Linked DNA regions of Homo sapiens: all the other regions are linked to region 2. Evidence: chromatin contacts called from ENCODE Hi-C or POLR2A ChIA-PET data. All regions are on one chromosome and are shown on one strand. The core of a region is the stretch at or near the end of the contact, and the rest is flanking DNA. Distances in the headings are between cores, read along the strand shown.

What was found. A loop is a pair of places that touch in the nucleus more often than their neighbours do. ChIA-PET counts read pairs that join two places held with the same protein, here RNA polymerase II (POLR2A). Pooled maps may share reads with other maps.
Region 1: a loop to region 2 is called in a map with no recorded cell type, with 4 times the contacts of the local background. The contact joins the promoter of ZNF90 here to the promoter of ZNF708 in region 2. A Hi-C loop is called at or near these places in 1 of 37 single-sample maps with no recorded cell type and 1 of 50 pooled maps. POLR2A ChIA-PET finds 5 or more read pairs at or near these places in 1 of 52 experiments (CD4-positive, alpha-beta T cell).
Region 3: a pooled map shows a loop between it and region 2 (6-fold over the local background). The contact joins the promoter of ZNF14 here to the promoter of ZNF708 in region 2. A Hi-C loop is called at or near these places in 1 of 37 single-sample maps with no recorded cell type and 4 of 50 pooled maps. POLR2A ChIA-PET finds 5 or more read pairs at or near these places in 1 of 52 experiments (CD4-positive, alpha-beta T cell).
Region 4: a map with no recorded cell type shows a loop between it and region 2 (10-fold over the local background). The contact joins the promoter of ZNF253 here to the promoter of ZNF708 in region 2. A Hi-C loop is called at or near these places in 3 of 37 single-sample maps with no recorded cell type and 6 of 50 pooled maps. POLR2A ChIA-PET finds 5 or more read pairs at or near these places in 3 of 52 experiments (CD4-positive, alpha-beta T cell, activated naive CD4-positive, alpha-beta T cell and naive thymus-derived CD4-positive, alpha-beta T cell).
Region 5: a map with no recorded cell type shows a loop between it and region 2 (16-fold over the local background). The contact joins the promoter of ZNF93 here to the promoter of ZNF708 in region 2. A Hi-C loop is called at or near these places in 1 of 37 single-sample maps with no recorded cell type and 7 of 50 pooled maps. POLR2A ChIA-PET finds 5 or more read pairs at or near these places in 2 of 52 experiments (activated CD4-positive, alpha-beta memory T cell and activated naive CD4-positive, alpha-beta T cell).
Region 6: a loop to region 2 is called in a map of B cell, with 11 times the contacts of the local background. The contact joins the promoter of ZNF682 here to the promoter of ZNF708 in region 2. A Hi-C loop is called at or near these places in 1 of 168 maps with a recorded cell type or tissue (B cell) and 11 of 50 pooled maps. POLR2A ChIA-PET finds 5 or more read pairs at or near these places in 4 of 52 experiments (CD4-positive, alpha-beta T cell, activated CD4-positive, alpha-beta memory T cell, activated T-cell and 1 more).

What each region holds. Positions count from the first base shown.
Region 1 is chr19:20,074,586-20,079,399 of GRCh38, reverse strand. It overlaps ZNF90 (zinc finger protein 90), which reads right to left and starts at 1,400. Exons shown (of 4, transcript NM_007138.2): 1 at 1,265-1,400. The coding sequence starts at 1,267. RefSeq lists an enhancer at 978-1,457.
Region 2 is chr19:21,325,612-21,330,701 of GRCh38, reverse strand. ZNF708 (zinc finger protein 708) reads left to right here and starts at 1,292. Exons shown (of 4, transcript NM_021269.3): 1 at 1,292-1,492. The coding sequence starts at 1,490. RefSeq lists a silencer at 979-1,200 and enhancers at 447-1,435, 1,320-1,499, 1,540-1,739, 2,828-3,349.
Region 3 is chr19:19,730,535-19,735,583 of GRCh38, reverse strand. It overlaps ZNF14 (zinc finger protein 14), which reads left to right and starts at 2,472. Exons shown (of 4, transcript NM_021030.3): 1 at 2,472-2,628. The coding sequence starts at 2,626. RefSeq lists a silencer at 2,817-2,966.
Region 4 is chr19:19,864,590-19,869,558 of GRCh38, reverse strand. ZNF253 (zinc finger protein 253) reads right to left here and starts at 3,677. Exons shown (of 4, transcript NM_021047.3): 1 at 3,560-3,677. The coding sequence starts at 3,562. It overlaps LOC124904664 (a long non-coding RNA gene), which reads left to right. Exons shown (of 4, transcript XR_007067169.1): 1 at 1-3,123. RefSeq lists an enhancer at 3,217-3,646.
Region 5 is chr19:19,899,080-19,903,821 of GRCh38, reverse strand. It overlaps ZNF93 (zinc finger protein 93), which reads right to left and starts at 2,876. Exons shown (of 4, transcript NM_031218.4): 1 at 2,731-2,876. The coding sequence starts at 2,733. RefSeq lists enhancers at 1,125-1,674, 2,223-2,772, 2,307-2,906.
Region 6 is chr19:20,036,804-20,041,784 of GRCh38, reverse strand. ZNF682 (zinc finger protein 682) reads left to right here and starts at 2,280. Exons shown (of 4, transcript NM_033196.3): 1 at 2,280-2,442. The coding sequence starts at 2,440. RefSeq lists an enhancer at 1,934-2,510.

The DNA of each region.
Region 1 (4,814 bases), core at 151-2,650, 1.3 Mb after region 2:
ACATCATTATCAGTAAGACCCATCCAGTTTCCTTTCATCTTAATCTTAACTGCATCTGCCTGGACAAACTCCATCTCAAAAAAAAAAAAAAAACCCTCCTTTTGCAGGCTTAATATTAGCCTTAGCTCGGAATCACTAGGTTCAAGCTTTAATTTCCATGCCAGAGTTATTCACTGGGTTTTTGAAACTAAGTGTTGGAAAATACAGTGAAGTTACTAAAACACAGTGTTTACATAAAGGATGGAAATTTTAAGATGCTTACTTTTTTTTTTTTTTTTTTTTTTGAGGACTCTCCCTCTGTCGCGCATGCTGGAGCGCGATGGAGGGATCTCAGCTCACTGCAACCTCTGCCTCCCGAGTTCAAGCAATTCTCGGGCCTCAGCCTCCCAAGTTGCTGGGATTACAGGCGCTTGGCACCACTCCAGGCTAATTTTTGTATTTTTAGTAGAGAGAGGTTTCACCACGTTGGATAGGCTGGTCTAGAAATTTGACCACGTGATCCGCCCGCCTCGGCGCCCCAAAGTGCTGAAATTACAGGCAGGAGCCACCGCGCCTGGCCGGGAAGGGGTTATTAGCCCTAATGCAGTTCTGTTTTTGTTTTCCCTCCATTGGCTGGGGTCAGACCGCACAATCTAAGCTGATCCCGGTTGGCTTACACTCAAGCTTTTTCCAAATCGGGTAATGCGCGATTTGTGAGAAAAGGAGAAGGGAGAAGAAGGGGTAGGGGTGATTTACAACTTTTCCAACTTATGACCAGGAAGTTGCGTCTTTGAAGAAGAACTACGTTGTACTAACAACCCTTTACCTCAAGTGATCCGCTCGCCTCGACCTCCCAAAATGCTGGGATTACAGGCATGAACCACAGCGACCGGCCCCATAAGTTTTTAATAGGAGAAAAGAGAAACTGTCAACCCCATGGACCAAAGCTCTTCCCATTCATGAACCTGCACCCCGAGTCAGGATTCTCCCCCGAGAACCCTCCCGTGCTCCCTGCACAATCTGGGAGAGACGCAGCGCTGTGGGTGCAGAGCTGCCCAGAGAGGGCTCCAGGCCAGGGCAGGGAAGAGACAGGACGCCGCGGGGCCCGGCTGTCGGCGCTGTTGCCATCTTATGGCTGAAGGGGACTGAGGCCGAACTGGGCAAGGAGAAGTCGGTCGCAGATTGTGGAGCTGACTGCGGGGAGGCCTAAGTCCCGCCACAGCCACTTCCCATCGGTTCCAACCAGTCCCTCCCCTCTCTCGGAATGCTGGAAAGGCACTCTCACCATTTCTAGGCTTCCGGGGGTCCCTCAGCTGTGGATCTCCCAATACCTGCAGGTCACAGGGCCACAGAGGCTGGAGAAGAAGACACGAAGCAGCTAAGACCAGATTTGGAGCACCAGCTGCAGCAAGAGACAAATGGCCGCGCCAAACCCGAAAGCCTTCCTCTTCGCTCCAGCTGCCTGCATGATTGGACGGTTTCCAACCCAGCGTCCCTGATTGGATAATGCTTAAGGCCCCGCCTCCTCAGTCCCTGAGTGACAGAAGATGTGATCACATGCTGGGCTGAGTGAAGAAAGAGTCACAGCCTCAGCTGCAGCCTTTTCAGGCCGGGCTTCCTCCTTGAGCTGAGCCAGGCCCACCGGAGAGCATGGGAAAATTCTTTTTTACTCTTTCTCTTTTTGAATGTATTCAAAAGGTGAACAGAAGTATTTGGCTGTCATATTAATAATACAAAAAATTTTTGTTCAAGAGAAAACTTTTACTTTGGTAATAGTGTATTATCAATACGAAAGCTAATTTTAATAAAACCTTGTAAGTAAATCAAATTTGTCATTTTTGACCTCTCGAGACTTACATATACATCATATATATTTTGTAATCTAATGTAATTTTTTTAACTTTTTATATTTTATTTTTATCTACATTCTTTTTATTTTTTCAATTTGAAACAACTTTTAAGTAATTTCAAACTGTTATAGGAGACAGAAAGGAAATCATTTAGGGCCAGGCGCGGTGGCTCACGCCTGTAATTCCAGCACTTTGGGAAGCCAAAGAGGGCGAATCACTTGAGGTCAGGAGTTCAAGACCACCCTGGCCAACACGGTGAAACCCCATTTCTACTAAAAATACAAAACCTTACCTGGGCGTGCTGGTGCACACCTGTAGTCCCAGCTACACCGAAGGCTGAGGCAGGAGAATCTCTTGAACCTAGGAGGTGGAGGTTGTGTAACCGCCCAAGGAGTTTACCTTGCCCTTTGCCCAGACAAAACCAATTCATCAAGACAGGGGAATTTGTGGAGGAAAAGTTAAATATTTAATTTGAACTCAATTGAACGTGGACACAAACAATGGTCACCAAGTCCTGGAAGAGGTTGTGTGAGCCCCTTGAGGCGTTCATCCAGTGCTATTTTAGAGAAATCTCTATGTCAATCTATTCAATCTATTCCTATACATTCGTTATTGAAAAACAATAGACAAGGCCGGGCGCGGTGGCTCACGCCTGTAATCTCAGCACTTTGGGAGGCTGAGGCGGGCGGGTCACGAGGTCAGGAGATCAAGACCATGCTGGCTAACACGCTGAAACCCCGTCTCTACTAGAAATACAAAAAATTAGCCAGGCCTGGTGGCAGGCGCCTGTAGTCCCAGCTAGTCGGGAAGCTGAGGCAGGAGAATGGTGTGAACCTGGGAGGCGGAACTTGGAGTGAGCCGAGATCGCGCCACTGCACTCCAGCCTGGGCGACAGAGCGAGACTCCGTCTCAAAAAAAAAAAAAAAAAAGAAAGAAAGAAAAAGAAAAACAATAGACAATCACAAAAACAAGTTGACCTTTCTGTGTTCCTTGAGACCAGTCATGAAGGGCCCTGGTGACTAGGCCTCATGCTGAACAACTCGTTACAAAAAGAGCTAGGTTCCCAGACCGCGCAGAAGCGTCATTATACCTCTCCTGGTCTGTGCACCGATGGGTGGCCAACTCTGGAGCCCATCCTGTTGCTTTCCGGTCTGGTGGTGAATCCTCCATAGTCTGGTGTGGAGTCAAAGTTAAATAATAAATTTGTGCTAATTGAACGTGGACACAAACAATGGTCACCAAGTCCGGGAACAGGTTGTGTGAGCCCCTAGAGGCGTTCATCCAGCGCTGTTTCAGAGAAATCTGTATTTCAATCTATTCCTATACATTCGTTCTTGAAAAACAACAGACAATCCCAAAAACAAGTGACCTTTTTGTGTTTCTTCAGCTCAGTCGCGAAGGGTCCTCATGACTAAGCCTCGTGCCAAACAACTCATTACAAAAGAGCTAGGGTCCCAGACTGCGCCAAAGCTTCGTGACAGCTCTCCTCACCTGTGCACAATTGTTAGCTTGCTATTGGACTTTACTGGAAACAAAACACCTCTGCTTTAACCATGATGTCTTTATGAGGCCTAAATTTCCTGTTATGATTTAGGTCACGAGTTCCCTCAAAATCCACAGGAGGCCAAGATGTGTGGATCACGAGGTCAGAAGTTTGAGACCAGGCTGGCCAACATGATGAAACCCCATCTCTACTAAAAATACAAAAACTAGCCAGGTGTGGTGGCATGCATCTATAATCCCAGCTACTCAGGGGGCTGAGGCAGGAGAATCACTGGAATCCCAGGAGGCAGAGGTTGCAATGAGCTGAGGTCTCACCACTGCACTCCAGCCTATGTGACAGACTGAGACTCCATCTCAAAAACAAACAACCGAAAAACATAACCATTTCTGATGAAGAAAGGGGTGGGAGCAGCCAGTTAACTGAACTAGTAGACATCCTCTGAGCTCTTCGAAAGGAAGGAAGAAGGATTTGTCACTTGTATACCAACTCTTGCTCAGTAGCAAATGGTCTTACTACCTGGATGCCCCAATGACAACAAAACAAATGGTTAATTGGGAATAAAGAGGTATGGGGAAAACAATACTGGGAAGATACATGAATTCTGGTACACACTACCATTATCATTGTTTTCCTGTATTAATTAATTTATTTTTTTTGACACGGAGTCTAGCTCTGTCACCAGGCTGGAGTACAGTGGCTCAGTCTCGGGTCACCAGGCTTGAGTGCAGTGGCTGAGTCTCAGCTCACTGCAACCTCTGCCTCCCAGGTTCAAGTGATTCTCCTGCCTCAGCCTCCCGAGTAGCTGGGATTACAGGCATGCACCGCCACGCCCAGCTAATTTTTGTACTTCTCTAGTAGAGGCGGGGTTTCACTGTGTTCACCAGGGTGGTCTCAATCTCCTGACCTCGTGAACAACCCACCTCAGCCTCCCAAATTGGTAGAAGTACAGGCTTGGGCCACCACTCCTGGATCTGTTTTCCATGATGATGCTCATGCATCTCTGCTTTTCTTGACAGACTATTTAATCAGCAGGAAGATCGACAGGCCAAAATTTCCACCATAAATGCAAATTTGAATGTGGATGAATGGATTACAATGTGTTCAAGCCTTGCAATGAGAGGCATTATAGTGTTTGGTGGTATAATTGATGGTGATTACTGGGGAGAGTTAAAGGTTGTTTTATACAATACCACTCCAGATTCTTTTGCTATAAAACCACAAATGTGGGTTGCTCAATTATTAGTGGTACCTTGTCAACAATTAACCCCTGAGGAAATCTCTGTCCCAACAGAGGCTACATACAGAACTCGGGGATTCAGATCCACTGGTTCATGTAGCTTAAATCCTGGAGCCAATATATGGGTACAGCATCCATCAGATCCCACCCCTAAGTCTGGTGACCTTGTAGCTGTGAAAACAGAAAATGAAGGCATAGTACAATTTCCTAAAGATGAAAAACAATATGATGTTCCTATCCTTTT
Region 2 (5,090 bases), core at 43-2,542:
TTACAATCAATTTCACCTGTTCTTTGTTTCTTTTTAAAAATAGAGCTAAACTCTTTTTAAAGTTTGGCTACAAATTAGCCGGGCATGGTGGCCAGCGCCTTTTATCTCAGCTACTTGGGAGGCTGAGGCAGGAGAATCGCTTGAACCCGGGAGGCAGAGGTTGCAGTGAGCAGAAATCGCGCCATTGCACTCCAGCCCAGGCAACAATGTGAGACTCCGTCTAAAAAAATAAAAATATAAAATAAAGTTTGGCTACTAGAAAATTTAAAATTTACATGTGGCTCACATTTTATGATTTTATTTTATTTATTTATTTTTTTTGAGACAGAGTTTCACTCTTGTTGTCCATACTGGAGTGCAGTGGCGTGATCTCGTCTCACTGCAACCTCCACCGCCCAGGATCAAGCGATTCTCCTGCCCCAGCCTCCCAAGTAGCTGGGATTACAGGCGCCTGCCACCATGCCCAGCTAATTTTTTTGTATTGTTTTAGAGACGGGGTTTCACCATGTTGGCCAGACTGATCTCGAACTCTGAACCTCAGATGATCCACCCTCTTCGGCCTCCCGAAGTACTGGGATTACAGGCGTGAGGTACAGCGCCCAACTTGTGGCTCACATTTTATTTCAGAGAATTGCCTCCTTTTTAAAATCTCAGGCTGCCTGCTCAAAGGACCAGAAGTCAGGAAGGTCACAAAATATAAAATTTTAGAACAGTTGGGCCGGGCGCAGTGGCTCATGCCTGTAATCCCAGCATTTTGGGAGGCCGAGGCGGGAGGATCACCTGAGGTCTGGAGTTTGAGACCAGCCTGACCAACATGGAGAAACCCCGTCTCTACTAAAAATACAAAAAAATTAGCCGGGCATGGTGGCGCATGCCTGTAATCTCAGCTACGCGGGAGGCTGAGGCAGGAGAATCGCTTGAACCCGCGAGGTGGAGGTTGCGATGAGCCAAGATCGCGCCATTGCACTCCAGCCTGGGCAACAAGAGTGAAACTCAATCTCAAAAAAAAAATTTTTTTTAGAACAATTGGGTTATTATATTCTTTTCATTTGTGAATAGCCATATAGCATATTATTTATAAGGGCATATGACCTTATACACAAGATTAAAGGCAAACACCCTCTCGGGTGGGCCTGGCTCAGCTCAGGGAGGAAGCCTTGCCTGAAAAGGCTGCAGCATAGGCTGTCACACTTCATTCAGCCCAGCATCTGATCACATCTTCCGTCCCTCAGGGCCTGAAGGGGCGGGTTTTAACATTATCCAATCAGGGACTCTGAGCTGGGGACAGTTCACTCAGACACGCAGCTGGACCGGACAGGGCGGCTTCCGGGTTTGGCGCGGCCTTTGTCTCTTGCTGCAGCCGGAGCTCCGGTCTCGTCTTCACTGCTGTTTGTCCTCTGCTCCTAGAGGCCCAGACTCTGTGGCTCTGTGACCTGCAGGTATTGGGAGATCCACAGCTAAGACTCCAGGACCCTCTGGAAGCCTAGAAATGGTGAGAGTGCCGTCCGACATCCCGAGAGAGGGGAAGGGCTGGTTGAAACCTGTGGGAAGTGGCTGTGGCGGGACTCAGGACTCCCCGCAGTCATCTCCACAATCTGCGCTCCGAGTTCTCCTTGCCTAGCTCGGCCTCAGTCCCCTTCAGCCATAAGATGGCGGCTGCGCCGACAGCCGGGCCCCCGGGCGTCCTGTCTCTTCCCTGCGCAGTGACTGTGCCCTGGCCTGCAGCCCTCTCTGGGCGGCTCTGCACCGGCAGCGCCGCGCCTCTCCCAGATTGTGCAGGGACCATGGGAGGGTGGTCAGGGGAGAATCCTGACTTGGGGTCGGGTTCATGAATGGGAAGAGCTTTGGTCTGTGGGGTTCCCGGTTCCTATTTTCTCCTATTAAAAATCTGTGGCAGTCATCGCAAAAAATATTAAAGAATTTAATCAAAGAGTGATTCAATAATTGTAGAGCACAAAAGTATGTTTTGTAGTTTGTGGTTCATGGGAGGAGCTTGAAGGAAAGACTTTTTATAAGGTGCATGATGAAGAAAACTATATTTAATAATCGGTTAGGTACATTTACGTAGCTGTTGCTGTTAAGTAGAAAGCCGGGGACTAGAGCCTCCTCAGTGTAATTGCCTGCCACTTAATTATTCTCACACTCCACAGGGGACTGATTTTCCCCTGCATTTTTCACATGCGTTCCAAGCGGGGTCTCAAGTGTACCTCCCAGCCCCATTCCTCCAGCCTAACTCTGGCCTGCAGTTAGATTTAAACTGCAAATAAACTAAAATACTAAATTTCTAGTTCCTTCTGACATTTCCAAATGCCAGCTTGCCTTTCCTAATTCACATTCTCAACTGTTTTTCCTTTAGTGTACATTTTTGATACTGTATTTTAGTTAATCATTTTTTGACAAAGCATTGGATGGCACTTAAAATTGTTTTCTGGTTGAAAATATTTCTCATGAGAAGAAAGCAAAAAATAATTCCCTGACACTGTATTTTATGAAATTTCTATGGCTTTTTTTTTTTTATCTTCCTCAGGCACAGAAATCTTATCAGAATGTTTGTTTTCAGGTGAAGGTTTTTCTTTGGAAACTTTACGGAGTGATGTGTCTTCAGCCACCCTTCAGTTTTTTCCTGGTCCTGGGTTTCAGTACTGTCTGGAGTAAACCAAGATACACATCATGACTTTTTCTGCTAGAGTGTCTAGTGAATATCAGCTCCTGGGTCATTTTTCTCCCTGAGGACAACCTGAGGTATGGAGTGTAGCTTCTCAAGGGAGCAGGTGGATGCCCTGGGGCTGAGAGGCATCTCCTGGCATACTCTTCCTTTGAAAAGCTAACCCCTTGAGACATTAAGATTGTCTTCACCCAACCCAGCTTCCATTTCTTGGAGACACAGTGCTGGTCAGCCAATCAGATGCTGGTATTGAGGGGAAAACACAGAAATAATTTCTGCCCCCTGAATTCTCTAAATTTTGTGGAAAAAAAAAAGTATCCCAAAAGACAAAGAAAAACCTGACCCAAGTGAGATGGTGCAAGAACTTACAAAGTAAAATGCACCTGGGGCATAGTGTAATGTCTCCTGAGAGGGTGGTTATTGAGCACTTAAGGTGAGCAGAATGGGGTGGGTGAATATCAGTCAGACACATCTGTTTTCTTTCTTTTCTTTTTTTTTTTTTTTGAGGTGGAGTTTCACTCTTGTTGCCCAGGCTGGAGTGCAATGGCACGATCTCGGGTCACCGCAACCTCCGCCTCCCAGGTTCAAGCGATTCTCCTGCCTCAGCCACCCGAGTAGCTGGGATTACAGGCATGTGCCACCACACCCAGCTAATGTTTTTGTATTTTTAGTAGAGATGGGGTTTCTCCATGTTGGTCAGGCTGGTCTCAAACTCCAGACCTCAGGTGATCCGCCCGCCTCGGCCTCCCAAAGTGCTGGGAATACAGGCGTGAGCCACCGCGCCCGGTCTAGACACATCTGTTTTCTAATTAGCACTACCACTCCCTGGGTTTGTCACCTTGAAAAGATTTGTTCACTTATGTTGACTTCCATTATTTAACTGTAAATTGCATTTTATTAATAGGACTTGGAAGGTAAGAAAATATTAACAGAGGGCATAAAAGAGGTGGATTTCAGAAAAAATTAATATTAATCATGTATTTTATTTGTGAGAAATTCTCATTTAAGTTTTCCTTTCTTAGAGTAAGTTTAGGAATTTTCTCAGATGTATTTTTTGTGAATATATATATAATCAAATATATATGTATTTATATTTATATTTAATATGGACTCTTGCTCTTGTTGCCCAGGCTGGAGTGCAATGGCACAATCTTGGCTCACTGCAACCTCTGCCTCCCGGGTTCAAGCAATTCTTCTGCCTCAGCCTCCCGGGTAGCTAGAATTACAGGTGGGCGTGCCACCATGCCCAGCTAATTTTTGTATTTTTTGTAGAGAACGGGGTTTCTCCATGTTGGCCAGGCTGGTCTCAAATTCCTGATCTCAAGTGATCCACCCGCCATGGCCTCCCAAAGTGTTGGGATTATAGGCATGAGCCACCGCGCCCAGCCTATTTTATGAGATTTTGGTGCACCCATCACCAGAGCATTATACACTGCACCAAATTTGTAGTCTTTTATCCCTCGTCCCCCTTCCACTCTTCCCCTCAAATCCCCAAAGTCCATTGTATCATTCTTATGCCTTTGCATCCTTATAGCTTAGCTCCCACATAACAGAACATACCATGTTTGGTTTTCAACTCCTGAGATACTTTGCTTAGAATAATAGTCTCTAGTCTCATCCAGGTTACTGCAAATGCTGTTAATTCATTTTTTATGGCTGTGTAGTATTCCATTGTATATATATACCACAGTTTCTTTATCCATTCATTGATTGATGAGGATTTGGGTTGGTTCCATGATTTTGCTATTGTGAAATGTGCCACTATGAACATGCGTGTGCAAGTATATTTTTCGAATAATGACTTCTTTTCCTCTGGGTAGATACCCAATTGTGGGATTGCTGGATCAAATGGTAATCCTACTTTTAGTTCTTTAAGGAATCTCCACAGTGTTTTCCATAGTGGCTTTTCTAGTTTACATTCCCACCAGCAATGTAGAAGTGTTCCCTGTTCACCACGTCCATGCCAACATCTACTGTTTCTTGATTTTTTGATCATGGCCATTCTTGCAGGAGTAAGGTGGTATCGCATTGTGGTTTTGATTTGCATTTCCCTGATCATTAGTGATGTTGAGGATTTTTTCATATGTTTGTTGGCCATTTGTATACCTTCTTTTGAGAATTGTTTATTCATATCCTTAGTCCACTTTTTGATGGGATTGTTTGTTTTGTACTGATTTGTTTGGGTTTGTTGTAGACTCTAGATATTAGTCCTTTGTCAGACGTATAGATTGTGAAGATTTTTTCTCACTCTATGTGTTGTCTGTTTACTCTGCTGACTGTTCTTTTTGCCGTGTAAAAACTATTTAATTTAATTAGGTCCCTGATATTTATCTTTGTTTTTATTGCATTTGCTTTTGAGTTCTTGGTCATGAAATCCTTGCCTAATCTAATGTCTAGAAGGGTTTTTCCAATGTTATGTTTTATA
Region 3 (5,049 bases), core at 1,223-3,722, 1.6 Mb after region 2:
CATATCAATGCCTAGTATAGAATGAATCTTTTGTGTGTGTGTGTGAGACAGGGTCTTGCTCTGTCACGCAGGCTGGAGTGCAGTGGCACAATCATGGCTCACTGCAGCCTCAACCTCCCAGCCCCCAGTGATTCTCCTGCCTCTGCCTCCTGAGTAGCTGGGACTACAGGTGTGCACCACCACACTCAACTAATTGTTTTATTTTTTGTAGAGACAGGGTCTTGGAATGTTGGCCTGGGCTGGTCTCAAACTTCTGGCCTCAAGCGATCCTCGTGCCTCAGCCTCCCAAAGTACTGGGATTACAAGCATGAACCACCATGCCCAGCAAAATTGATAACTTTTGTATTTCAAAGGACACCACCAAAAAAGTGAGAACACCTTTTGGGATCCTTGTGCACTGTTGTTGGGAATGGAAAATGCTATGGCTGCTAGGAAAAAGAGTATGGCCATTCCTTAAATAAATAATAAATACAAAGTAATCATATGATCCAGGAAGTCTGCTTCTGAGCATACCCTAAAAAACTGAAAGCAGCAACCCACATATTTGTTCACCCATGTTCATAGACATATTATTTACCATAGCCAAAGGCAGAAGCAACCTAGGTGTCCAGGAAAGGATAAATAAGGCCGGGCGAGGTGGCTCATGCGGTAATCCCAGCACTTTGGGAGGCCAAGGTGGGCAGATCTCTTGACCCCAGGAGTTTGAGACCAGCCTGGGCAACATGGCGAAACCCCATCTCTGCTAAAATTACAAAAATTAGCTGGGCATAGTGGCACATGCCTGTAACCCCAGCTACTCAGGAGGCTGAGGCACAAGGATTGCTTGAGCCCAGGAGGTGGAGTGCAGTGAGCCGAGATCACGCCATTGCACTCCAGTCTGAGCAACAGAGCAAGACTGTCTCAAAAAAAAAAAAAGAAAGAAAGATAAATAGATCCAGAAAAATCCAGAAATTTGATATCTACATACAATAGAATACAATTCTATTCTATTGTATGTAGATTTAGGAACTGACTAATTTAGGAACTCTTTAAAAAATGTTTAAATAAAGCATTAAAAAGAAGTAAATTGGGGACAGGCGAGGTGGCTCACACCCCCAGCACTTTGGGAGGCCAAAGAGGGCAGATCACCTGAGGTCAGGCGTTCGAGACCAGCCTGGCCAACATGGTGAAACTCTATCTCTACTACAATACAAAAATCAGCCGGGAGTAGTGGTGGGCGCCTGTAATCCTGGCTACTCAGGAAGCTGAGTCAGGAGAATCACTTGAACCTGGGAGGCAGAGGTTGCGGTGGCTGAGCGCCACTGCACTCCAGCCTGGGCAACGAGAGCGAGACTCCATCTCCAAAGGAAAAAAAAAGAAGTAAATTGGCCGGTGGCAGTGGCTCACACCTGTAATCCCAGCACTTTGAGAGGTCGAGGCAGGAGGATTGCTTGAACCTAGGAGTTCGAGACCAGCCTGGGCAACAGAAGGAGACACACATCTCTACCAAAAATTAAAATTAAAATTAAAACAATTAGCCAGGCCTGGTAGTGCGTGCGTGTAGTCCCAGATACTTAGGAGGCTCAGGTTGGAGGCTTGCTTGAATCCAGGAGTTGAAGCCTGCAGTGAGCAATGATCACACCACTGCACTTCAGCCTGGGCTACAGAGCAAAACCCTGTCTCTTAAAAAAAAAAAAAAGAAGAAGAGGCCGGGCGTGGTGGCTCACGCCTGTAATCCCAACGCTTTGGGAGGCCGAGGCCGGCAGATCACGAGGTCAGGAGATCGAGACCATCCTGACTAACACAGTGAAACCCCGTCTCTACTAAAAAAATACAAAAAATTAGCCGGGCGTGGTGGCGGGCGCCTGTATTCCCAGCTACTCGTGAGGCTGAGGCAGGAGAATGGCGTGAACCCGGGAGGCGGAGCTTGCAGTGAGCCGAGATGCGCCACTGCACTCCAGCCTGGGCGACAGAGCGAGACTCCGTCTCAAAAAAAAAAAAAAAAAGAAGAAATAAATCCTAACACATACTACAAGGTGAAGCTCGAGGACATTATGCTAAGTGAAATAAGCACGTCAGGAAAGGACAAATACTTTATGACGCCATTTACATGAGATTCCCACAGTCAAATTCACGAACTCAGACAATGGAATGGAGGTTGCAAAAGACCCTGAGGGAAGGAGGTGCACGGGGAGTTGTGCAACGAGACAGATTTCAGTGTTGCAAGATGAAAACAATTCTGGAAATTGGCTTCACAATGTGAATGTATTTAACAGTACTGAAGAGAACACTTAAAATGGATGGGAGGCAAAGAACACATTCGGTTTAAACGCAAACGTCCTGGCGGGGACAAGCCGGACTGAAGCCAGGCCAGCTCAACCACGCCCCTTCCTGCTCCGCTGTCACTCAGTGATAAAGAGGCGGGGCCATTGGATCTGTCCAATCAGGACCTCAGCTGAAAAGATGTGAGCGGCGCCACGCTGGGCCTGCGCAGTGCGGACGTCGCCATTCCTGGCCCATGGGAAGATTGCGTTTCACCTGCTCCTGAAGGCCGAAGGTGGCTCTAGCGCATCCTTTGTCGCGCCGTGACCTGCAGGTACTGACAGATCCGTAGGGAGGACACCGTGACTTCCCGGACGCTGGGAAATGGTGAGTGTGCGGGGCCAGTGTCCGAGGGGAGGTTTCTGGTTGGAACCGTCTGTGGCCGAGGCCGGGGACCTCCTTGCAGTCAACTCCGGGGTTTGCAGACCCGGGGGCCACCGCGGGCGCAGTTCGGCCCTCGGTCCTCTCTGTGGGAGCTGGACCCGCAGCCGGGAGCCCCAGCGTCCTGTCCCGTCCCCGCGGGGCGACCTCGGCCCCCGGTCCTGGAGCCCTCTATGGGCAGCTCTGCGCCCGCAGCCCCGCGTCTCCCCGGATTGTTCGGTGACAGCGGGAGGGTCCTGGGGAGATCCCATCTCGGTCTGTGGGGTTTGTGCGTTTAAGAAACCACTTGGTTGGAAACCTTACGATGAATCCACGGGTGCGTTTCCTCACTTGTGAGAACCGAAGCCTGGCTAGGTCCTTGCTGCCGGGGTCAGGTTCCTGTGGCTGTTCAAACGCCCCTGCCCTCATCACCAGGGACTGACCCCCTCTAGTGCTCCCAGCACTCAAGTCTGGGGGTGTTTTTGACCTTCTGAATGTGGGCTTTCTTTTCGAACTGCGGGGAAGGGGACTCCTTATCTTAACTGATCAGAAAGTTTGTGTTTCTTCCCTTTGGACTCCTTGATCAAATATTAATTCTAGCCACCCTTAATTCCAGTTTCCCTTCGCTCTGGGTAATTTTGTTCCCTTGCGTGAATGTGTGCGATTTTTAGTTTCTTTGGTTTCTGGATGGAATTAATTGTGAGCTTGTTCAGGTTCTTTTAAATTTTCTTGTTTGTGTGTGTTTATCTGTGTGGTTTCTACCCAAGAGATTTCGCCTATGTTGGAGTGCCATGATGATGCAAAATCTCTGTATGTCATTTGTTCCGTATATAAGTGGTAAGCATTTTTTTTTGTGTGTGACGGAGTCTCGCTCTGTCGCCCGGGATGGAGTGCAGTGGCGCGATCTCCAGCTCACTGCAAGCTCCGCCTCCCAGGTTCAAGCCATTCTGCCTCAGCCTTCCCAGTAGCTGGGACTACAGGCGCCCGCCACCACGCCCAGCTAATTTTTTTGTATTTTTAGTAGAGACGGGGTTTCACCGTGTTAGCCAGGATGGTCTCGATCTCCTGACCTTGTGATCTGCCCGCCTTGGCCTCCCAAAGTGCTGGGATTACAGGCGTGAGCCACCGCGCCCGGCTAAGTGGTAAGCTTTGAGGTGTTTGTGAGAGTGATGTTTATGACACACACCACTTTGATACATTCTGATTGTAAGTGTATGTTGTGATTTTTTCTTTCCTCGTGTGGTTGTAATAGGTCAGTGTGTTTTTCTCTGAGCAATTAACCAGTGGAAGGTTCCTAAGTCTAGAGTCATTGTGGGTAGTTTTGTTGTTGTTTTTTTTCTTTTTTTTGAGATGGAATCTCACTCTGTCGCCCAGGCTGGAGTGCAACGGCATGATCACAGCTCACTGCAACCTCTGCCTCCCTGGTTCAAGCAGTTCTCCTGCTTCAGCCTCCTGCATAGCTGGGATTACAGGCACCCACCACCACACCCGGCTAATTCTTTTATTTTTTAGCAGAGATGGGGTTTCACCATGTTGGCCAGGCTGGTCTTGAACTCCTGACCTCAGGTGGTCTGCCTGCCTCAACCTCCCAAAGTGCTGGGATTACAGGCATGAGCCACCGCGCCTGGCTGATTGTGGGTATTCTTTTGATGCTGATATGTCAGTTTGGGTACCATATCTAGTTTGGGTACCCTATCCTGAAAGGTGTAGTATATAGTTTTTCAGAATTGGAATACTAATTATTTTTGTATAAAATAATCAATAAATAATGGTTTTTCTAAGGTGGTTATTTGTAGATTATATCTTTTATCTGTCTGTGTACTTGGGTCAAAAGCTAGTTGTGAGTCTCCTCATCTTAATTCAAGTAGGCTTAATATACGTGACCTTGAATCTTCACATCCTGATGGTTTGGATGTATCCAGTTGAACTACAGCTGCTTTATGCCAGTGTTTTGTAAATAATTTTCCTGATTGTATTGGGTTTCTTTTTTTATATTTTCTTTCTTCTTTTGAGATGGAGTTTCACTCTTGTTGCCCAGGCTGGAGTGCAATGGGGTGATCTCGGCTCACCGCAACCTCCGCCTTCCAGGTTCAAGCGATTCTCCTTCCTCAGCCTCCCTAGTAGCTGGGATTACAGGCATGCGCCACCACGCCCAGCTAATTTTGTATTTTTAGTAGAGACAGGGTTTCTCCATGTTAATCAAGCTGGTCTCGAACTCCCAACCTCAGGTGATCCGCCCGCCTCAGCTTCCCAAAGTGCTGGGATTACAGGCATGAGCCACTGCGCCCGGCCTGTATTGGATTTCTTATGTTATTCCAAGTCTGAGTTAGTATAAGTACTTCGCTTAGTACATTGGGTTTGCAGTCAGTCTTTCACCGTCAAGTTTAT
Region 4 (4,969 bases), core at 2,428-4,927, 1.5 Mb after region 2:
AAAAACCGCATCTCTATTAAAAATACAAAATGAGCTGGGCCTGGTGGTGCATGCCTGTAATCCCAGCTACTGGGAGCTGAGACAGGAAAATTGCTTGAACCTGGGAGGCAGAGTTTGCCTGAGCCGAGATCAAACCATTGCACACCATCCTGGACAACAAGAGCAAAACACCTCGAAAAAAAAAATGTTTAATTTATATTAATGCAGTTTGCCTACAAACCCTACACATAACTATCCTAATTGTTCTGAAGTAATAAATAGAAAGCAAGATACAACTACAGACTCCACTGTTTATGCACTGTTCTTGCTTTTGCAGTATAAGTACTTCAGCCTGCAAATATTGGATAATTACCTTGGATAATCAGGTTTCTGTAAAAGAAACTTAATACCTTTTAGTCTTTAGCATTCTGCATTGCTAAATTTAATCCTATCTTTCTGCTAAGCTTCTGTGTGCTCTTAAAATGAGCTTTTATCTAAACAAATCTGTGTCTAATTTAAAGGACTAAAAATGAAAAAAATAAACTTTTCAGAAGCAAAAATAAAGCAATAATTCTGAAGTACTACATAAAGATAATCTGGACCCGAGAAAATGACAAAGGGTTTATTTAGCTGTTCATATGATTTACATGTATTTCAAAAAAAGCAGAGAAAAGCATCTACATATAACCTAAATTCCTTAAGAAAAGAGAGAATATCAAAATATTTTTTAAGCTTTTTATTTATTTATTATACTTTAAAGTTCTGGGGTACATGTGCATAACGTGCAGGTTTGTTACATAGGTATACACGTGCCATGAAGGTTTGCTGCACCCATCAAACCATTATTTACACTAGGTATTTCTCCTAATGCTGTCCCTCCCCTAGCCCCCCAATCCCCTTTTTTGGAACTTTTTAAAGAGTTTTTGAACTCTTGGACATCAGAATTTTACACACTGTATGCACTTGAAAAAATGCTTATGGGGGAAAAAGCAGAAGAGAGAAAGATATTATAAAAAAAAGTTCATGAGTGCACAAGACCAATGCAACAGAATAGAGAGCCCAGAAATAATGCCACCCTCCTACCATCATCAGATTTTTGGCAAAGCTGATAAGAGAAATGTGGAAAGAATTCTCCATTTAATAAATGGTGCTGGAATAACTAGCTAGCACTATGTAGAAGACTGAAAGTGGACCCCTTCATTACACAATATACAAAATCAACTCAAGATTAATTAAAGACTTAAATGAAAAACTTAAAATTGTAAGAAACCTTGCAAGATAACCTAGGAAGTACCATTCTAGACACAGAAACTGGCAAACACTTCATGATGAAGCTACCAAAAGCAATTGCAACAAAAGCAAAAATTGACAATGGGACCTATTTGAACTAAAGAGCTTCTTCACAGCAAAGGAAACTATTAACAGAGTAAACAGACAACCTACAGAATAAAAAAAATTTGCAAACTTTGCCTCTGACAAAAGTCTAATATCCAGAATTTATTAAGAACTTAAACAAGTTTACAAGAAAAAAAAAATCTCATTAAAAAATAGGCCAAAAAAACATGAATAGATGCTTTTCAAAAGAACATATACATGTGGCTAGCAAGCATATGAAAAAAAAAAAGCTCATCACTAATCATTAGAGAAATTAAGAGAAACCACAATGAGATACCACATCACACCAGTCAGAATGGCTATTTTTAAAAAGTCAAAAAATAACAGATGCTGGCAAGGTTGCAGAGAAAAGGGAATGCTTATACTCTACCTCATAATTGGGTATATACCCAAAGAAATATAAATTATTGTATTATAAAGATACATTCATATGTATGTTCATTGCAGCACTATTCACAATAGCAAAGACATGGACAGGCCCTATCAGTGGTAGACTGGATAAAGAAAACACGGTATGGTCAGATGCGGTGGCTCATGCCTGTAATCCCAGCACTCTGGGAGGCTGAGGCAGGTGGATTGCCTGAGCTTAGAAGTTTAAGACCAACCTGGGCAACATTGCAAAATCCTGTCTCCACAGAAAATACAAAGAGAAAAATTGGCCAGGCGTGGTAACACCAGCGTGTAGATCAAGCTACGTGAAAGGATGAGGTAGGAGAGAATTGCTTGAGCCAGGGAGGTTGAGGCTAAATAAGGCTGCATCACTCCACAGCACTCTAGCCTGGGCAATAAGTGACACTCTGTCTCCAAAAATAAAATAAAATAAAAGATTTAGTAAAAACAAAATATGGTACATAAATATCATGGAATACTCTCTGGCCATTTAAAAATAAATGATCATGTCCTTTGCAATAACATCAATAAAGCTGTAGACCATTATTTCAGAAAACTAATGCAGAAACAGAAAACCAGACATTCGCCATCACACCCAGCTAATTTTTGTACTTTTAGTAGAGATGGGGTTTCCCCATTTTGGCCAGGCTGGTCTTCAACTCCTGACCTCAAGTGATCCATCCACCTCGACCTCCTGAAGTGTTGTTATTACAGGCGTGAGCCACCGCGCCCGGCCCCATAAATTTTTAATAGGAGAAAAGGGAAACTGTGAACCCTGACAGATATAATAGATTCCTCTTCAAGGGCCTAACTTTCTTGTTCCTTGTTCTTAGGACCAACTTTTTTGTACCTCTTTGTACCTAGACACCCGCTCCGTAAACAACCCAAACCGCCTGTTCCAATCTGCGACCCGAACCCCTTCCTTATTTGGAAAGTAGCCAATCGGGTCAGCCTAGATTGTGAGGTCAGACCCCGGCCAATGGGGGAAGGACACAGAGGCAATAACGGCGTTTAGGGTTAAAAACCCCTTTCAAACTGGGAGGCCGAGGCGGGCGGATCAACTGAGTTCGGGAGTTCAAAACCAGCCTGACCAACATGGTGAAACGGCATGTCTACTAAAAATACAAAATCAGCCGGGTGTGGTGACGCATGCCTGTAACCCCAGCTACTCGGGAGGCTGAGGCAGGAGAATCACTTGAACCCGGGAGACGGAGGTTGCAGTGAGCCGAGATCGCGCCATTGTACTTTAGCCTGGGCCACAAGAGCAAAACTCCGCCTCAAAAAAAAAAAAAACCTTCCTTCCTTTCTTCTGTGTGCTCTTGCGATCAGGTCGGACGCGAGCAGCACTCTTCTTCAGAAGTAAATATGCCTTCCTGTGAAATTTTCTAAGTGCTGGGTAGTTTTTTGTTTTGTGTTGTTTTGCGGCACCAAGCGCTTGTTTCTAACAACCTCACGGACCAAAGCTCTTCCCATTCATGAACCCGCAGGGAACCGAGTCAGGATTCTCCCCTGACGACCCTCCCGTGGTCCTTGCATGATCTGGGAGAGACGCGGTGCTGCGGGTGCAGAGCTGCTGAAAGAGGGCTCCAGGCCAGGGCACAATCACTGTGCCGGGCCCCGGATGTCACCGCAGCCGCCATCTTATGGCTGAAGGGGACTGAGGCCGAGCTGGGCAGGGAGAACTCCGGCGGCAGATTGTGGAGCTGACTGTGAGGAAGCAGAGTCCCGCCAGAGCCACTTCCCACCGTTCCAAACAGCCTCTCCCCTCTCTCGGGACGTTGGACCCGGCACTCACCATTTCTAGGCTTCCAGGGGTCCCGGGGTTTAGCTGTGGCTCTCCCAATACTTGCAGGTCACACGGCCACAGAGGACGGGCCTCTATAAGCACAGGACACAGAACACTGAGGATAAACCTGGAGCTCCCGCTGCAGCGAGAAACAAAGGCCCCCAGAAACCATGTGGTTCGCTCCAGCTGCGTGCCTGATTGGACGGTTTCCGGCCCAGCGTCCCTCATTGGATAATGCCTAAGGCCCCGCCTCCCCAGCCGCTGAGTGACAGATGTGATCAGATACTGGGCTGAGTGAAGAAAGAGTGACAGCCTAGGCTGCAGCCTTTTCTTTCTTTCTTTCTTTCTTTCTTTCTTTCTTTCTTTCTTTCTTTCTTTCTTTCTTTCTTTCTTTCTTTCTTTCTTTCTTTCTTTCTTTCTTTCTTTCTTTCTTTCTTTCCTTTCTTTCTTTCTTTCTTTTTCTTTCTTTCTTTCTTTCTTTCTTTTCTTTCTTTTTTCCCCCCACCGAGACGGAGTTTCCCTCTTGTTGCCCAGGCTAGAGTGCAATGGCACGATGTTGGCTCACCGCAACCTGCACCTCCCGGGTTCAAGCGATTCTCCTACCTCAGCCTCCCATGTAGCTGGGATTACAGGCATGCCTCACCACGCCCGTCTAATTTTTTGTACTTTTAGTAGAGACAGGGTTTCTCCGTGTTGGTCAGGCTGGTCTCGAGCTCCCGATCTCAGGTGATCCGCCCGCCTCGGCCTCCCAAAGTGCTGGGATTACAAGCGTGAGCCACCGCGCCTAGCCTAGCTGGAGCCTTTTCAAACGGCTTCCTCCCTGAGCTGAGCATCCCATCCCAGAGCATGGGAAAATTCTATCTCATATTCTCTCTCTTTTTGAATGTATTCAAAAGGTGAACAGAAGTACTTTGCTGTCATATTAATAATACATGAAATGTTTGTTCAAGAGAAAGTCAACTTTTACTTTGGTAATAGTGTATTATCAATACTAAAGCTAATTTTAATAAGACCTTGTAAAGCCAGGTGCGGTGGCTCAGGCCTGTAATCCCAGTACTTTGGGAGGCTGAGGAGGGCAGATCACTGGGTCAGGAAATCGAGACCATCCTGGCTAACACGGTGAAACTCTGTCTCTACTAAAAATACAAAAAATTACCCGGGCGTGGTGGCATGCACCTGTGGTCCCAGCTACTCAGGAGGCTGAGGCAGGAGAATGGCTTGAACCCAGGAGGCAGAGGTTGCGGTGAGCCAAGATCGCACCACTGCACTCAAGCCTGGGTGACAAAGTGAGACTGCGTCTCCAAAAATGAATAAATACATAAATAAAACCTTGTAAATAAACAAAATTTGTCATTTTTGACCTCTCGAGATTTACATATATAATTTGTAATCTCCTGTAATTTTTTAACTATATTTTAT
Region 5 (4,742 bases), core at 1,627-4,126, 1.4 Mb after region 2:
TCGGATTACAGGTGTGAGCCACCGCGCCTGGCCTGAAATATTTTTTTCTGTTTGTTTGTTTTCAGAGTCTTGCTCTGTCGCCAAGCTGGAGTGCTGTGGCTTGATCTGGCTCACTGCAACCTCTGCTTCTCGGGTTCTAGCGATTCTCCTGCCTCAGCCTCCTGAGTAGCTGGGAATACAGGTGGGCGCCAACATGCTGAGTTAATTTTTGTATTTTTAGTAACGATGGAGTTTCACCACGTTGGCCAGGATGGTCTCGATCTCCTGACCTCGTGACCTGTCCGCCTTGGCCTCCCAAAGTGCTGGGATTACCAGCACTGGTAATCCCAGTGCTGGCCTCCCAAAGGCATAAGCCACCGGGCCAGGCCTAAAATAAAATATTTCCTAATCAAACTTTACTTAGGTTTATCTCCCTTCCTCAGGCTCCTGAACTTTGAGCTACCCTCACTCTGAGTCAACATACAGCCCCACTTTACATCCCTCCTAAGAACATGCTGATTTCAGGGTAAGACATTCTCTGATGTAAAATCTGACTTTTTCACCCTCCATTTGCCATTCCCCTCCCACCTCCTTTCTAATCTTGTTTGCTCCTCCCTAGGGAGAAAAGCCCTTTTCTGCCTACATTTTTGCAAGCCATAAAGATTTTAGAGTTAGTTGGTACTTCCTCCTGTTGTAATACTTTTTTGAAATTCATCTTTTACATAAATTAACGTTTTTATTTTACAAAGTCTAAAATGTTCCTCAAAACAATAACAACTTCATCGTCAGTAAGATCCTCCCAAAGGCCGGGCGCGGTGGCTCACGCCTGTAATCCCAGCACTTTGGGAGGCCGAGGCGGGTGGACCATGAGGTCATGAGATCGAGACCATCCTGGCTCACACGGTGAAACCCCGTCTCTATTAAAAAAATTTTTTTTAATTAGCCGGGCGTGGTGGTGGGTGCCTGTAGTCCCAGCTACTCGGGAGGCTCAGGCAGGAGAATGGCGTGAACCCGGGAGGCGGAGCTTGCAGTGAGTCGAGATCGCACCACTGCACTCCAGCCTGGGCGACAGAGCGAGACTCCATCTCAAAAAAAAAAAAAAAAGATCCTCCCAGTTTCCTTTCATCTTAACCTTAACTGCATCTGCTTGTGGGGCCCCAGCTTTCTGGGGCTCTGTACCTTCTCTCAGAATAACGCCTCCTTCCATGGCTCCGGTGAATAGGCTGGGACATCTGCAGGGGAGGCTCCCCAGAAAAAGCTAAATAGGACTTTATAAACTCCTGTTGGCTGGGCCCTGTGGCTCATGCCTGTAATCCCAGCACTTCAGGAGGCCAAGGCAGGCAGATCACCAGAGGCCGGGAGCTCGAGACCAGCCTGACCAACATGGAGAAAACCCGTCTCTACTAAAAACACAAAATCAGCCAAGCATGATGGTGCATGCCTGTAATCCCAGCTACTTGAGAGGCTGAGGCAGGAGAATCGCTTGAACCCAGGAGGTGGAGATTTCAGTGAGCCATGATTGCGCCACTGTACTCCACCTGGGCAACAAGAGCAAAACGCAAAACTCTGTCCAAAAAAAAAACCTTCTGTTTTAGGCTTAATATTAGCCTTAGCTTGGAGTCACTAGGCTCAAGCTTTGTCATGTCAGAGTTATTCACTTGGTTTTTGAAACTCAGTGTTTGAAAAATCCGTGAAATTACTCAAACACAGTATTTACATAAGGGAAGGAAATTTTAAGATGTCTATTTTTTTTTTAAGACGGAGTCTCACTTTGTCACCAAGGCTGGAGTACAATGGCAAGCTCTCGGCTCACTGCACCTCGCCTCCCAGGTTCAAGCAATTCTCGTGCGTCAGCCTCCCAAGTAGCTGGGATTACAGACGCCTGCCACCAATCCCGGCTAATTTTTGTATTTTTAGTAGAGACGGGGTTTCACTATGTTGGCCAGGCTGGCCTAGAACTCCTGACCTTGTGATCCACCCGCCACGGCCTCACAAAGTGCTGGGATTACAGGCATCAGCCACCGCGCTGGGCCAGGAAGGGGATTTAACCCTAACGCAGTTCCGGTTTTTGTGTCCTTCCCATATTGGCTGAGGTCCCACCGCACAATCTAAGCTGATCCTGGTTGGGCTAGACACAAACTTTTTCCATATAGGGTAAACGCGCGATGTTTTGAGAAAAGGAGAATGGGGAAAAAGAAGGGGTAGGGTTGATTTACAATTTTTACAACTTATGACCAGGAAGTTGAGTCTCTGAAGAGGAACTTAGCTGCCCTAACAACTCCTCAAGTGATCCGCCCGCCTCGGCCTCCCAAACTGCTGCGATTACAGGAGTGAGCCACCTTGCCCAGCCCCATAAATTTTTAATAGGAGAAAAGAGAAACTGTGAACCCAACCCACTAAAGCTCTTCCCATTCGTGAACCCGCACTCCGAGTCAGGATTCTCCCCTGACGACTCTCCCGTGGTCTCTGCACAATCTGGGAGAGAAGCGGCTCTGCGGGTGCGCAGCTGCCCAGCGAGGGCTCCAAGCCAGGGCACAGTCACCGCACAGTGAAGAGACAGGACGCCTGGGGGCTGCGCTATAAGCGCAGCCGCCATCTTATGGCTGAAGGGAACCGAGGCCGAGCTGGGCAAGAACTCCGGCGCAGATTGTGGAGCTGACTAAGGGGATACCTGAGTCCCGCCACCGTCACTTTCCACCGGTTCCAACCAGCCCCTCCCCGTCGCTTGGGATGTCGGACCGGCACTCTCACCATTTCTAGGCTTCCAGGGGTCCTGGTGTCTTAGCTGTGGATCTCCCAATACCTGCAGGTCACAGGGCCACAGAGGCTGGGCCTGTAGGAGCACAGGACACAGAGTAGTGAAGAGGAGACCTGGAGCTCCGGCTGCACCGAGAGACAAAGGACCCGCCAAACCAGAAGCCGCCCTGTTCGGTCCGGCTGCTTGCCTGATTGGACGTTTCCAGCCCAGCGTCCCTGATTGGATAATTCTTAAGGTCCCGCCCCCTCAGGACCTGAGTGACAGAAGATGTGATCACATGCTGGGCTGAGTGAAGAAGAGTAACAGCCTAAGCTGCAGCCTTTTCAGCCAGGGCTTCCTCTCTGAGCTGAGCCACGTCCACCCCAGAGCATGGGAACATTCTCTTTTTTACTCTCTCTTTTTGAATGTATTGAAAAGGTGAACAGAAGTATTTCGTTGTCATATTAATAATACCGTTGGAAGTAAAGTGTTTGGTGTCGCAAAGTGAAACCAGTACTCAGGCAAAAGTTTTTTTAGTAAGGCAATTTACTTCTGCAAAAGGTTTTTGTTTGCATTAATCACGATCGCAAGAGCACCCTGAACAAAGGAGGGAAGGGGTTTTTATTTTTAACGTAAAGTCTCTTCCTCTGTGTTACTCCCCCATGGGCTAGGGTCGGACCCCACAATCTAAACTGACCCGATTGGCTATTTGTAAATATTTTTCCAAATAAGGAAGGGAAGGGGCATGTATAAGTCACAGTGGTGGGACGTGTGGTTTTGAAGGGTGGGAAGGCTGCAGAGTGAGTAATCAAGGGAACAGATGTGAATTATTGATTAGAGCTGTTGGGAAGGAAGGTTGTTACAGTAACTAGGGGCAAGGAGGCATGGAGAACAAGCAAGTTGAGTTTGAGAACAAAGAACAAGAAAGTTAAGACTAAACCTTTGAAGAGGAATTTTATTGTATTTTACAATTTCCCCCTTTTAATTTTTATAATTAAAAAAAAACCTTTTTTTTTGAGATGGAGTTTTTGCTCTTGCTGCCTAGGCTGGAGTGCAATGGCACGATTTTGGCTCACTACAACATTTGCCTCCCAGGTTCAAGCAATTCTCCTGCCTCAGCCTCCCGAGTAGCTGGGAGTACAGGCATGTGCCACCACGACCAGCTAATTTTGTGTCTTTAGTATAGATGGGGCTTCTTCATATTGGTCAGGCTGGTCTCTAACTTCTGACCTCGGGTGATCCGCCCGCATCAGCCTCTCAAAGTGCTGGGATTACAGGCGTGAGCCACTGCGACCACACGCTTTTTAAAACTTTTTAAACATACCTTTACTTTGTTGTTTGACTTGATCTTTTAAAAGGAAAAGTTTATCTGAATAAGGTGGAGGAGAACTAAGGGAGGTTTTCGTAAGTGTCGTTTTTATAAGTCTTTGTACTAGCCCACAGATGCATGGTATGACACAACACCCAACAAGAATTAGTACACCTATTACAACTATAAGAGAAGTAAGAATTGAGGCTATGACTTTTTTTCGTTTACTGAACCACCTCTCTAGCCATTCTGAAAACGTGTTATTGACCCCAGAATTTTTAGCTAATTCATTGGATAAAGTGGTAAGTTCGTGTAAGGCCCTTCTTATGTTCCTATTGGGGGCAGTATTGTTTGGGATGAAGGTACAACATTTGAGTTTTAATCATAACACAAACTCCACCTTTTTCAGCTAATATTATGTCCAGGGCCATTTTGTTTTTCTAAGTTATCTGGCTAGTAGGCCTTAATTGGTTGGCTATTTCTTTGACAGCATTTCTGGTGTAATTAATAAACTAATATTGATTATAATAGATGTGATTTATCTATCTAATCTACATTTTTATTAATAGTTACCCGTGGAAATATTGATTTAAATCCTGCAGCTATTTGATCTTGGGCTTTGAATTCATCAGGTACCACCCGTGGGACTCCAGTTGTGTCTAAATAAACTTGAAAGTCAAAAGACACATAAGGGGCTTCTCTTATTTTACAGTGTTG
Region 6 (4,981 bases), core at 1,031-3,530, 1.3 Mb after region 2:
CCTCTGCCTCCCAGGTTTCAAGGATTCTCCTGCCTCAGCCTCCCAAGTAGTTCGGATTACAGGCGCCCGCCCCCCCGCCCGGCTAATTTTTTGCATTTTTTGCATATTTAGTAGAGACGGGGTTTCACCACGTTAGCCAGGCTGGTCTCGAACGTCTGACCTCGTGCTCCACCCGCCTCGGCCTCCCAAAGTGCTGCGATTACAGGCGTGAGCCACCGCGCCCGGCCAGTAGCATGATTTTAACTTTTTGGGATGTGATTTTGTTTTCAGCAAGGTTCTCCCCTGAGAATGATGCTCACCGGGACCAGGGCACACAGCACAGTGCCCTGTGCATAGTATACACTGAGCACACATGGAACCAGGTTCAATCAGGAACAAAGCGAGTAGCAGAGGTTGGTTCTGCAAAGTATAGTAAGTGGGAAATGAGTTAAGATTGTAAGGTCACAACTCAGCAGCAAACGTTTTTACATGCATTTGAAAAACCATTTATAACTAATTCATCAAAACTGTTGATGAAGGCCAGGTGCGGTAGGTCACACCTGTAATTCCAGCACTTTGGGAGGCCGAGGCGGGTGGATCACGAGGTCGAGAGATCGTGACCATCCTGGCCAACATGGTGAAACCCTGTCTGTACTAAAAATACAAAAAGTTAGCGGGCGTGGTGGCAAGCGCCTGTAATCCCACCTACTTGGGAGGCTGAGGCAGGAGAATCGCTTGAACCCGGGAGGCGGAGGTTGCAGTGAGCCGAGACCGCACCATTGAACTCCAGGATGGGCAAAAAGAGCAAAACTCTATCTCAAAAAAAAAAAAGAAAAAGCTGTTGGTGAAAAGCAGTAGTTTGGGTACTTGGCTACACACTGTAATCACCCTGAGAGCTTTAAACCATATTGTTGCCCAGATCCAACTCCAAGGATTCTAATTTAATTGGTCTGTTGCAACTTGGGCTTCAGGGATTTTAAGTTTACATCCTGCCCCGCCCCTCCAGTCATTCTCCACACCCCCCGCCGCCACCACCACCCTCCCCACGAAGTCTCACTCTGCAATGGCGCGATCTCGACTCACTGCAACCTCCGCCTCCCACGTTCAAGCCATTCTCCTGCCTCAGCCTCCCGAGTAGCTGGGATTACAGGCGTGTGCCACCATGCCCGGCTAATTTTTGTATTTTTAGTAGAGATGGGGGTTTCACCATGTTGGCCAGGCTGGTCTCGAACTCCTGACCTCAGGTGATACGCCCGTCTCGGCCTCCCAAAATGCTGAGATTATAGGCGTGAACCACCGCTCCCAACCCCGCAGGTGATTTTTATTTGCCAGGGGTAAGAAGCACTGGATCTGATGAAGAATGCATTAGCTGTGAGTGATTTTCATGTATGCTGCCGGGATTTGCCCCATGGCAACTCTGGAGACTGGGGTTTTAGAAAACATCCTTGCCCTGTTAAAAATTAGAAGATGACTTCAAGACATACTCAGCTGCTTGGCTAAATTGCAGAAAGAGAAAATGCCTTCTTCAGAGATCTTTTTTTTTTTAAACTTGGTTTCACTCTGTCACCCCGGCTGTAGTGCAATGGTGTGATCGTGGCTCACTGCAGTCTTGGTCTCCCAGGGTCAAGTGATCCTCCCGCCTCAGCCTTCTGAGTAGCTAGGACTGCAGGCGTGCACCACCAGACTTGGCTAAATTTTTAATTATTTTTTGTAGAGATGGGATCATCGCTATGTTGCCCGGGCTGGTCTTAAAACTCCTGGCCTCAAGTGATGCTCCCGCCTCAGCCTCCCTAGTTGCTAGAACTACAGGCACAGGCTACCACGCCTGGTTTCTTTTTTAAAATGTGGCTACTAGAAAATGTAAAATTCATATGTGCTTCACAGTTTATTTCTTAGAGAATTGCCTCCCTTGCGACATCTTAGGCTGCCTGCTCAAAAGACTGGAGGCTAGGAAAATGATGAAATCTGAGATTTTAAAATAATTGTCATTATATTGTTTCCATTTGTGAATAACATATGTATACTATTCACAAATAAAGATAACTTTATATACAAAGTTAAATGCAAATGTTCCCCAGGAAGGGCCAGTTTCCAATTCAGGAAGGAAGCGCGCCAGAAAAGGGTTCAGGAAAAACCTGTAACTCTTGCCTTATTCAACACATTCTCAGATCACGCCTCCTGTCACTCATGACCTGAGGGGGCGGGGCATGGAACTGTATCCAATCATGGGCGCTAGAGTGGGAACTGTCCAATCAGGTGCGCAGCCAAGGTAGAGGGGGCGGTGTCCTGGAGCTGGCGGGGCCTTTGTCTCGCTCCAGCCAGAGCTCAGGGTCCATCTTCATTGCTTAGTATCCTCTGCTCTAGTAGTTCCCGGTGACTGTCGCAGCCTCTGTTGCCCTCTGACTTGCAGATGCTGTGAGATCCAGAGCTAAGACTCCACGACATCCCGGAAGCCGAAAAATGGTGAGTGTGCCAGGCCGCGCATCCCGAGGTGGGGGCAGGGCTGGTTGAAACCGGCCGGAACCGGCAGTGACGGGACTGGGGCCTCCCAGCTGTCAGCTCCGGAGTCTGCGGACTGGAGTCCCCGGCAGGCACAGCTCGGCCGTCGATCACCTCCGGGCACAGGATGCGAGGTGGGCCAGCAGCCGGGACCCTGGGCGGGCATCCCGTTCCGTTCTCCCGCTTCCCGCCCGGAGCCCACCCTGGGAAGAGCCGCGCGCGTTCTTGCGTCTGCCCCGACTGCGGGGACAATGGAAGCGTCCTCAGGGCAGAGTCCAGACCCCGTGTGTGGTTTGTGCGTGGGAAGTGCTGTGATCCCGGGGGTCCTCAGTCTTTTCCTTCTCCTGTTTAAAAACTATGGGAGTCACCTTTAAAATGTTGAAAACTTATTGAAGTTAACAGTGATTTATGCTCAGAGAGCACCCAGCCACGGTTTGTGGTTGGGGGTCCAGCCGAAGAGCTTGAAGGAAAGTTTTTTATAAAGTGCAGGATGAAGCAAACCGAATTCAGTAACTGACTCGTTCCAGTTATGTAGTCATCTTATTTAGACTATTCAGGTTGTCATTGCCTGGTTATGTAATCAGAAGTTAATTGAAGGTTTGTGGTTGCTTAAATCTGAAAAATCTGAATTTTGTTTCCCCCTAAGGTAGCAATTTACAAGAAATGTATTTGCCTTTGATTTTTTTTTTTTTTAATGTAGGAACTCAGGGTACTAGAGCCACCTCAGTCTAACTGCCTGCTATTTATTTAACACTCCACAGAAGTGGTTTTCTCTTGGATTTTCCAAATGTGTGACAAACAGAATCTCAAAGCTACCACTCTGTTGCCCCAGCCTAACTCTGACTTGCAGTTGAATTTTAAATTTTCAGTTCTTTCCTGACATTCTTCAACACCAACTTCCCCTCTCTAATTCACAACATTATCAACTATTAGTCCTTTTTTGTACATTTCAGACACAGTATTTTGATTGATCATTATTTCAAAGAGCAGCGGATGGCACTTTTTAGAAAAAGAATTGTTTTTCATTTGCAAACATTTTACAGGAGATGAAAGCAGAGAATAATCCCAACACTCCACCATGAAAAAAAAAAAGACCAAAAAACAAAAACCTTTGTGCCAATCTCCCTTTAATCTTTCCTAGGCACAGACACCTTATCAGAATGTTTTTGGGTTGAGGTTCCACTTTGGAAACTTCACAGGGCAATGCATCCTCAGCCACCCTGTGTTATTTTCCTGGTTTTGAGTTTCAGAACTGTCTGGGGATGACATGAGATGCCCACAGTGGCTGTGTCTCCTGAGGTGTCTAGTGAATATCAGCCCCTGGGCCATCTCCTCTCAGGGGCAACCCTGCCAGGTATGGGAATGTGGCCTCTCTGTGGAGTGGTTGGTGCATTGTGCCTGGGAGAAATCAGGTATACCTTTCCTCTGAAAGCAAATCCATTAGGACATTAAGATTTTCTTCCCCAACTCCCAGTTTCCATTTCTTAGAGATACAGTGCTGGCCAGGCAATTTGGATGCTAGTATTGAGGAGAAAATTTTCTCAGATTGGTGAAGAGAGAAAAAAAATATCCCCAAGGACAAGGAACACCCAACCCAGTGAGGCAGTGCAAAAACCTGCAAAGCAAAATGCATCTAAGGGACACAGTGGGGCACAGCACAGTGGCTCTTGGTAGAATGGTTATTGTCCACTTCAGTGAGCAGGATGGGGCGGGAAAATGTCCCAAATGATAGAATGGCTTGACTTGACATCTGAGTCAGATATGTCTGTGTTCCAATCAGTATTGCCGCTTCCTGAGTTTGTCACCTTGGAAAGATTTCTTTGCTTATTTTAACTTCAGTTTTTAATTAAGTGTAAATTATCAGTAGAGCTTGAAAGGTAGTCTGTACTGGCAACCTGGTTTTTTCACCAACCCAGGCTTCTGTGCCACCTGATTATAGTCTCATCTGCCTGCATGGACACAGGAAGAAGTCAGAGCATAGCCTCTCCTGGGACACAATCTATAGCATGAACCAGTCCTTCCGTAACCCTGCACTGTCCCACCCATGGCTTCTAGATAGCAACTTTCCCTCGTTTGCCTTTTAGTTCCCCCACAAACCCTTTTTTTATGTGCACACAGTGTGCCCAACGCCACCCCTCAGTTGTCAGATGTCCAGTAGTTCAAGACCATGGGCCTAGACCTACCTTTTGCAGAAGCAAATACAAATTAGAAATAAGGGGCTTCATTCCCCCACTTGAAAATGAGGGAAGACATTTTGTTCTTTTGCCTTTTCCTGAAGGATAGAATTTAGAAAACTTTTATTATTGATTGATTGATTTTTTTGAGACAGAGTCTCACTCTTTCACTTAGGCTAGAGTACAATGGCATGATCATAGCTCACTATAACCTTGAACTCTTGGGCTTAAGCAGTCTTGCTACCTCAGCCTCCCAGTTACCTAGGACTATAGGCATGCACCAACTTGCCTAGCTAATTTTTTTTTTTTTTTTTTTTTCTTTTTTTTTT